Regions from separate parts of the Homo sapiens genome. Here region 2 is linked to region 1. Evidence: chromatin contacts called from ENCODE Hi-C or POLR2A ChIA-PET data. All regions are on one chromosome and are shown on one strand. Each heading gives the region's core, a stretch centred on a gene start or an enhancer-like site at or near the end of the contact. The rest is flanking DNA. Distances are from core to core; before and after follow the strand shown.

Evidence for each region. Hi-C counts contacts between places; a loop is a spot of excess contacts on that map. ChIA-PET counts read pairs that join two places held with the same protein, here RNA polymerase II (POLR2A). Pooled maps may share reads with other maps.
Region 2: a loop to region 1 is called in a map of heart left ventricle, with 7 times the contacts of the local background. The contact joins two enhancer-like sites. A Hi-C loop is called at or near these places in 4 of 168 maps with a recorded cell type or tissue (HepG2, cardiac septum and heart left ventricle) and 6 of 50 pooled maps. POLR2A ChIA-PET finds 5 or more read pairs at or near these places in 1 of 52 experiments (HepG2).

Annotation. Positions count from the first base shown.
Region 1 is chr9:115,942,455-115,946,355 of GRCh38, reverse strand. The region is part of intron 1 of LOC124902258 (a long non-coding RNA gene); the gene reads right to left. Among named protein-coding and RNA genes, the nearest start is that of LINC00474, 19 kb to the right of the region's middle. RefSeq lists an enhancer at 1,415-2,614. Within about 2 kb of position 1,620, at least 18 of the 41 ENCODE cell types and tissues checked have a DNase peak (open chromatin) inside an H3K27ac peak, as active enhancers do.
Region 2 is chr9:116,570,149-116,574,049 of GRCh38, reverse strand. The region is part of intron 19 of ASTN2 (astrotactin 2); the gene reads left to right. Among named protein-coding and RNA genes, the nearest start is that of ASTN2-AS1, 68 kb to the right of the region's middle. Within about 2 kb of position 1,794, at least 2 of the 41 ENCODE cell types and tissues checked have a DNase peak (open chromatin) inside an H3K27ac peak, as active enhancers do.

The DNA of each region.
Region 1 (3,901 bases), core at 371-2,870:
ATTAATGAATTTACAATATTAAAAGTAGACTGTCCCATGGTTTGTTGTTAATTTATCAATTTCTGAGTATTTTCTTACTAAGAAATATTAATTTCTTAGTATTTTCTGAGATTTACAAATCTTCATTGCAGATATGAAACCTAAAATTCATTTTGGAAAAGAACAAAATGGATCATAAAGTAGATTAAATTCTAATTAATGACATTCATACTGGAGAATTGGGTGAAATGTAGTGATGCCTTCCAACTTAGTTTTAAACATGTCACAAATAAGATAGATTGATGGAGAGAGAGGGGGGAGATCTAGAGAGAGGTATGTGATAAGACAATTATATTAATAGTGAAAGGTTAGTTACAGAATCTGAGTGGTAGGTATATGTATGTTTACTATAAAAATACTTAAACTATACTGTTTATTTGAAAATTTTTATAATAAAATCCTGAGAAAAAATAAATTATAGAGAAATTGATTCAGATCTCTTAAAAATAACCATATTGGAGCCTACAATGATTAGATCAAAATACTAGTTTTTTAGGTAGAATTTTCCAGCATAGTAATAAATCTTCATATTTATGCAAGGTTTTATTGTCCACCAAGTACAAAGTGTGATGATTGAGGGAAAAGACTCTGGAGCCAGACTAGCTGATTTCTGATTACTATCTATGAATAAACCATTTAACTTCTTGGTCTCTTAATTCCTTTGTTAGTCGAATCTGTGTAATAATTCTCCTAGGGTAGTTGTGAAGAGTAAATAAATCAGTAAATGTAAAATGCTTAGAAAGTGCTAAGAAGCAAATAAGCTCTATATTAATGCCATCTATTATAATTGTAATAATAATTGTTATGCCTTCCTCATTAGTTCTTAGGACAGAAATGGTTACTCTGCTTTTCAGCTGAAGTAACTGAGGTCTAGAGAAATATCTCTTGCCCAAAGCCATATGGTTTCATTTTAGGTGATACTGGGTCTAAAGTTAAGTCTTCATTGCCTCTTTCAAATATGCTTCTCCTTGTGTTCCAACTCCCATTGCAATGTCCAATCAAATTGAGGTGCAAAGAAATGCTAAGTGCCTGGCTGGGTGCCTGGCACATGGTAGGCACTTAAAAAGTAGGTGAATGATAAAAGTTCATTTATAGCACTTACTGTGTGTGTTACCCTGCTAATCACTATACATTATCTCAAAGAATCCTTGTAAAAGCTCTAAGAGTTTTGTTTTACTGCCCTGACTTTCCAGATGAGAGCAGAGGCTTTAGAAAGGGTATGTTGCCCAAGATCCCACAGCTAGCAAGTCTGAACCACAGATCCATCTGGTTCCAAAGCCCATGCATTTTTAACAACCCTGCAACACTTTCATGAATGAAGGGAGGCTGCTTCAAAGCTTAGCCGAATGGTAGAAATTAGGGGACATGAGCCATTTTACCCTTAATCCACAGTGCCTTCCCCTAAGTCCTTCTCATCATAGATGCATTGTATTACTAGCAAATGTGAATGTTTTGATGAATTAGGCAAAACACTCCAACTGCCTGTACATTGCAACATCTTCCCTTCAAAGGCCAGGGAATGTAGACTGTACGTTCTTTGTCCAGCTTGTCTGAATGCGTCAACGCTGTCTGGGAGGCACAGAGGTGGATGCTTTCCTAGCAGGGGTGAGGCCCCTCCTGAATGTCCAGCTCCCGTATTTGTAACATTGCCATGTGCTGCCACTGGGCCAAGGAATGAAGGGGCCTATGGTCCCAGCCTCCTCAGATTACGCAAGCCAAGAAAAATGTGCAAATCGCATGAGAAAAGCAGGCAGTCCCCAAACATCTTTATTTGTTCATTTCTGTGCCCTGATGCTTTGATTGCAGCCCTGCACTTAGAAATTTCAAGATAAGTATCAGCAGCTGGACACTGGGTAAATCAGAGGCACAGATTCCGTGTAAATACTGAAGTTTCGAAAGCACAAACTTATGTCCAATAGCTTGGAGCACAGGACCCAGTGGAAAGTGGGGGAGTGGTGTTCTGGCTTTGGCAGAGTCAACCTTCTGAGAAACTCATGGACATGTCTGTGCATGCCTGAACTTGTCTGACAAAGCCAAGCAGAGATTTCAGGATTGGCCAGATTCAGACACAAGCGGCCTGCTTGCTCGGAACCAAAATGGAACAGTCAGAGGAAGTGCAGGATTAGAAAGAAGAAACAAAAGATTACAGTCTGAAATCTGTTAACAGCAGAGGTTGCATGGTGAATGACCATGCTGATGACAATAAACTAAGCTGTCATCTATTGAATGGCTCACTGACAAGATCCCATATTAGGCTTTTTGTGTCCATTCACATAGTTAATTCTCCTAACAATCCTCAAGTTTTGATGGACTTTACCAGATTTTATAAATTTTAAAAAAAGAATAAAAAGGAAAGAAAGGGAGATGGAATGGTAAAACCACTATCTCAAAGTCAGGAACTAGCCAGTAAGAGGAAACAGGTTAGCAACACATGCTTGTCAGAGCCAAGGACCAATTTGTATCTTAAACTGCCCCCATGATCAATGAACATGAATTTAAACAAATGATAATCCCAGAACCTAAATCTGCCTCCCTGCAGTTAGAATAAATAATAACCATTGTGTGCCATTTTACAGTTCTCAAAGGGGTTATGTAATCTACATATACTGGAGACAGAAAAGAGAAAACTGTCCAGTTGGGTTTTGCTCCTAGGACAATAACAGTTCATATACTAGTTGTAAATAGTAAACACACCATTTTTTTTTTCTTCCTGACAGAAGGGGGATTTTGTCTGAGAAGAGAAAAAAAAAATGAGAGAGAGACAGCAGCTTTCTATTCAGAGACTAAATTAATGGGTAGGGCTGATCTCTTGGCATAATATGAGCTGTGAGGAGAGAGTTTGCTGATGAGATCTGTCAAGAACATAACAAGAAGATAGACTGGAAGAGTCTGGACCACACTGGGTGTGACAGCAGCCTCATCAGCTCAGCTAAGAGTAGATATATTGGTAAGAAAAATTAGAACAATGGGTAAAGCAAGATAACTAATGCTGTAGTTATGCTGTGAAGCTTATTTTGTTATTTAGGATTCTTTGGTTGCAAGTAACAGAATCCAACTCAAGGCAGCATACACAAAAATTTGTGAGATCTAATATAAGCACATGGAGATTTCTCTCAGGACAGCAAATACTAAAGATAAGGTAAATATGAAAATGAAAATTCAAGGTGGCTGGCAGAGTATAAAAACATGATCCTGGAGAGCATGACAGAATCCAAATCTTGAAGTTCTTTGTAGATTTCATTAAAGCACTTTAATTTCCTTGTAAATGTAGCAAGTGGCCAAGAAATGGGAAGTAATGTTATCAAAATGCAGGAAAATGGGATTATCAGATACAATACCACTTGAGCTGCTGTATGGGATAGAGAAAGGAAGTATGAAGGGTTGCTGTTGGTTGATTTTTTTGACTATGTATATAGTAGTGCCATAAATTGTGATAAGGAACATCAAAATGCAGATATGGGGTTGGAGGAAAAAGTTTGTGATGCATTTACTTTTGAACAGATTGGATTTAAGATGTCTGTGAGTCTTTCAAGAGATATCTACAGATACTTAGATAAAACAGTGTGGAGTTCAGAAGAAGCACATGTGCTGGAGTTACAAATGAGAAGTCACCTTCACAAAGATGCTACCAGAAGCCATAGCAGTGAATCAGGATATCCAAGGACTTGATTAAAGGTGAGAGAGCAGGGGAGAGCCTCGAACATAGAACTCTAACAACAACAACAAAAACCAGTTATGGGCCATAAGCATTAAGAAGAAAAGCCTTTAAACCTTCCAAGAGTAGCCAGAGAGATAGAGATAATTAGGAGAAGGAACACTTTCTGAAAGCTGGAGTGAAGACTTCTGAAAATCTACTTCATAA
Region 2 (3,901 bases), core at 545-3,044, 630 kb before region 1:
TTCCCCTGGGAAGTTTTCCCCGATTCTCCCAGGTCTCACTCAGTCCTCTCACCTTGGATGTACAATGCCACTTCTTGTCCACATTTTTTATACCATGTTTCTCTTTTTTATATGATTTTAAAAACAATTCTAAGTACAACGTATGGCTTTGGGGACAACTGCCACATTTTATACTTTCTATAAAATCATACTCACAGGAGTTGGCAAAGTGGAAGTTGTATATGGTTTATAGAGAGGTGCCTGGTATTGAGTGTTGCTGTCACTGACCAATGCCATAACTTGGGACAAACCACTTCACTTCTCTGAGTCTCTCTTCTCATCTGTCATTTAACATGATAACATAGTACCTACCTGTGTAGGTTAGTACAAGATCCAAAGAGATTAACTAAAACAAACACACAAAAGCAAAAGCAAACAAACAAAAAACATGATTCTTGTAGTAAATAGTTATTTAATAATAACTGAATTATGCTACTTGGGGTCTTGCTTTGCCCATGTGTAAATTTAGAATTTTGTCCCATAACATTCTGGAAAAAAAATCCATTATTCATATCTTTTGTGAAATGCTGAGTACAGTCTCCTCCTTTCTTAGAAATTCATAAGACATTATCATATTAAAGGCTCTGAGATATCCCATGAGAAAAAAAATCTGTTTAACTTTATTTAATCCTGTATTTTTCAAATTTATTTGGCCACACCTTCAAATAACTATTAATGTCTCATGGGAGGTAATGTTCTGAAGAACACACTTTCGACCAATTGGGCCAAGTGGTCTTTTGGTTCACCTGGAGCTGTCATCCTGAGTTAAAGAATAGCCATTGCTTATCAGAGCCTCTTCTTTAATCACCAGCACAAGGAATGCAATGAAAACTCATGTTTTTGCATAAAATGGTGCCTTTGGTTGTGTTTCTTCTATAACGCAGGAAATAGTAAATGTGTATATTCTCAAACCCCACGATATTAGCCATGCAGGCTGTTGGATGTTCTGCCTCCTGATGTGTGTGTGTGTATATATGTGTGTGTGTGTGTGTGTGTGCATGTACCCACATGTGTGCACGCATGTACCCACATGTGTGCACACAGCACCTTTCTCTTCCTCTTGAGGCTGTCAGAGTCACGCACCTGGGGCATTACAAGTCCTGGGTACCTCTATAACTATTCCCTTTCTTCTCACAAGAGTGCCTTTGACCTCTTTCTGTTAAATCCCCTAGAAACATTTCAGTCCTCCCTCTTTCTGGAACTGGAACCCTTGGGTCTCCACCTTGGGTCCCTGCTGCAAAGGGGAAATTGGGGTCTTGGGAAATTATTCCCAAGGGAAAGCGTGAAGTCATTGGGTAAGCATAGATTTGAGATTCTGACTTCCTCAAACATAAATTGGGAATAGCTGACCCTTTCACCAGTGAGGGCTAGCACACATTTTGTTGGCTTATGCCCATGGGGCTGAGACCCAAGTAGGCGGTCAGGGAAGCCTTCCTCACCATCTGCTTAAGACGCATCTGCCGAATACTCAGTATCTCAGTGCACTTATTCACACCCTCTTTCATTCTCCAAAACATCTCGCTTTCAACGGCAAATTATAGGCGACCCTACCCATTCCTCTCCTAAAGTCCCTTATTAAGAAGGCTGGAAGTCTCAGGGGTGAGCAGCAAGGGAAAGAGGAAGTCTGTTTCCAGTGGTGTTCATGGCCCATACAGCCAACAGAGGGCGCTCCCACACCACGCAACACTGGGGTCCAAGGATCCAGGCAGGCCCTGGGGAAGGCGGCCAGCTGACCTTTCTCCAGGCTGTTCTTGGGTTGCCAGAGCAGCGGAGGTGTCAGCTGAGAGTGGTCACAGCCTGGGGAGGAGAAGGCAGGGAGAGAGGCTGGGGCACCCGAAGGGGAGGAGGAGCTGGCAGGGAAAACACACAGACACATTTCACAGAGGCAGAGACACAGGGGAACACACAGAATATGCAGTTGTACCTACAAACAACAAATGCAACATACCCCACACAGACACAGCATGCAGCCAGGGGATTTAGAGAAATCATATAGGGTGCAGACTCACAAATGAATGCAATCCATCCCATACAGGTATACACAATGCAGTCACCTCAGCCAGCTAAACAAAAACAAAGGCAACACACAGATACCAACACATATAAACATGCATGTGAGCACATCACCCAACAGGGACATTCAAGCTATGTGCAGCCAACGAAAGGCAGATAACAAAGAGACACGGTCACACACACACGGGAAGCACACAGACACATACAGTAGATCCACAACACATACAAAGTTACACACCATGGGGATAGCATGCCACGCACAGACAACACACAGCTTGTACTCAACACATGACAGATGCCTCAAGAGGCGTATCATAGATAAACAGCACAGGCACACAGATGCGTAAACATAGCCACCTTCCCACAGGCATACTGTAAAGATATACATACCGTGTGCCACATGGATCCACCCAGCACAAACAGACACAGACACATTAGATGGCATCCACTCACGTAGCACCCACAGCACAGCACACACCAAATACTCACACTCACCGTATGGACATAACTCCACATGGATCAAAAGCACTTGTAATTCAGTAAATGTTTCTAAAAGAGAAAAGAGGGAGAGGCCAGAAATAGGGAAAGAGAAAGGGTTGTGAAAGATGGAAAAAGAGACAGAATAGAAGAAAAGTGAGAAGACCCAGGGAAGGAGGGCTGGAGTCCAGATTGAGTGCTCAGCTTGGTCTCTTTCCCCTCTCTGCCTCGGTCATGATAGCAAAGAACAAGGTGATTTCAGGTGGCTCCCTTGGGGAAACCACATAGACTTGATGGCTACAGTAGGAGCTGATGGTGCCCCAGGGAGAGGAAACCACCAGCGTGGGGCCAGGGATTGTGCCTCAGTCTCATCTGGGGCAGTGGCACCGAATCATATCTGAGTCCTTGCAGCTTCCATTTCATCTCCAGGGAGATCAGCTCCAATCTTCCCCATCTCATTTAATCCTGACCTGTGAGTGTCTTACTGTTCATATCTGACTTTCTCTAGGCAGCAAATGTTGCAAAGAAACAATTACCAAAACTCTCAGGATGTATCTCCTTCTTCCTTTTAAAAATATACCTTTTTTAAAAAATAAAAGGAGAACATGTGAGTGATCCTAACAGAGCTTGTTCTGCCAGAAAAGACAGGACAGGTCAGGATGGTACAGGATTCAGCAAAGGTTGCTTATTATGTAACTAAACAAATAAAACTTACTTGGAATCACAGGATTTTGAGTGAAACAGATTCAGATGAGCACACTTTCTCAAGCAACCATCCTGGCCCAGATCAATGCAGGGTGCTGGGATATAGAAATAACAGACTCAGCCGGGCGCGGTGGCTCACGCCTGTAATCCCAGCACTTTGGGAGGCCAAGGCGGGTGGATCACGAGGTCAGGAGATCAAGACCATCCTGGCTAACACGGTGAAACCCCGTCTGTACTAAAAATACAAAAAAAATTAGCCGGGCATGGTGGCGGGCGCCGGTAGTCCCAGCTACTCGAGAGGCTGAGGCAGGAGAAAGGCATGAACCTGGGAGGCGGAGCTTGCAGTGAGCCGAGATGATGCCACTGCACTCCAGCCTGGAGCCGGGGCGACCGAGTGAGATTCTGTCTCAAAAAAAAAAAGAGACTAAAAGCCCTCATGTTAAAACCTGTAGAACAATAGGTGATAGAGATATAAAATTTAAAACTTATACAATAAGAGAGAAAGGGTTAAGTAAATATATAGGATTTGGTTATTCTTATATTGATAAGGAAAGAAGGGGCAGAATGAACATTAATTGTAAACCCACTATATGAACTGTGCTGGGCACTGTATATCAGTTATCTCAGTTAAAGCTCATAAAACAACTTTGGAAAGTAGAAATTATCA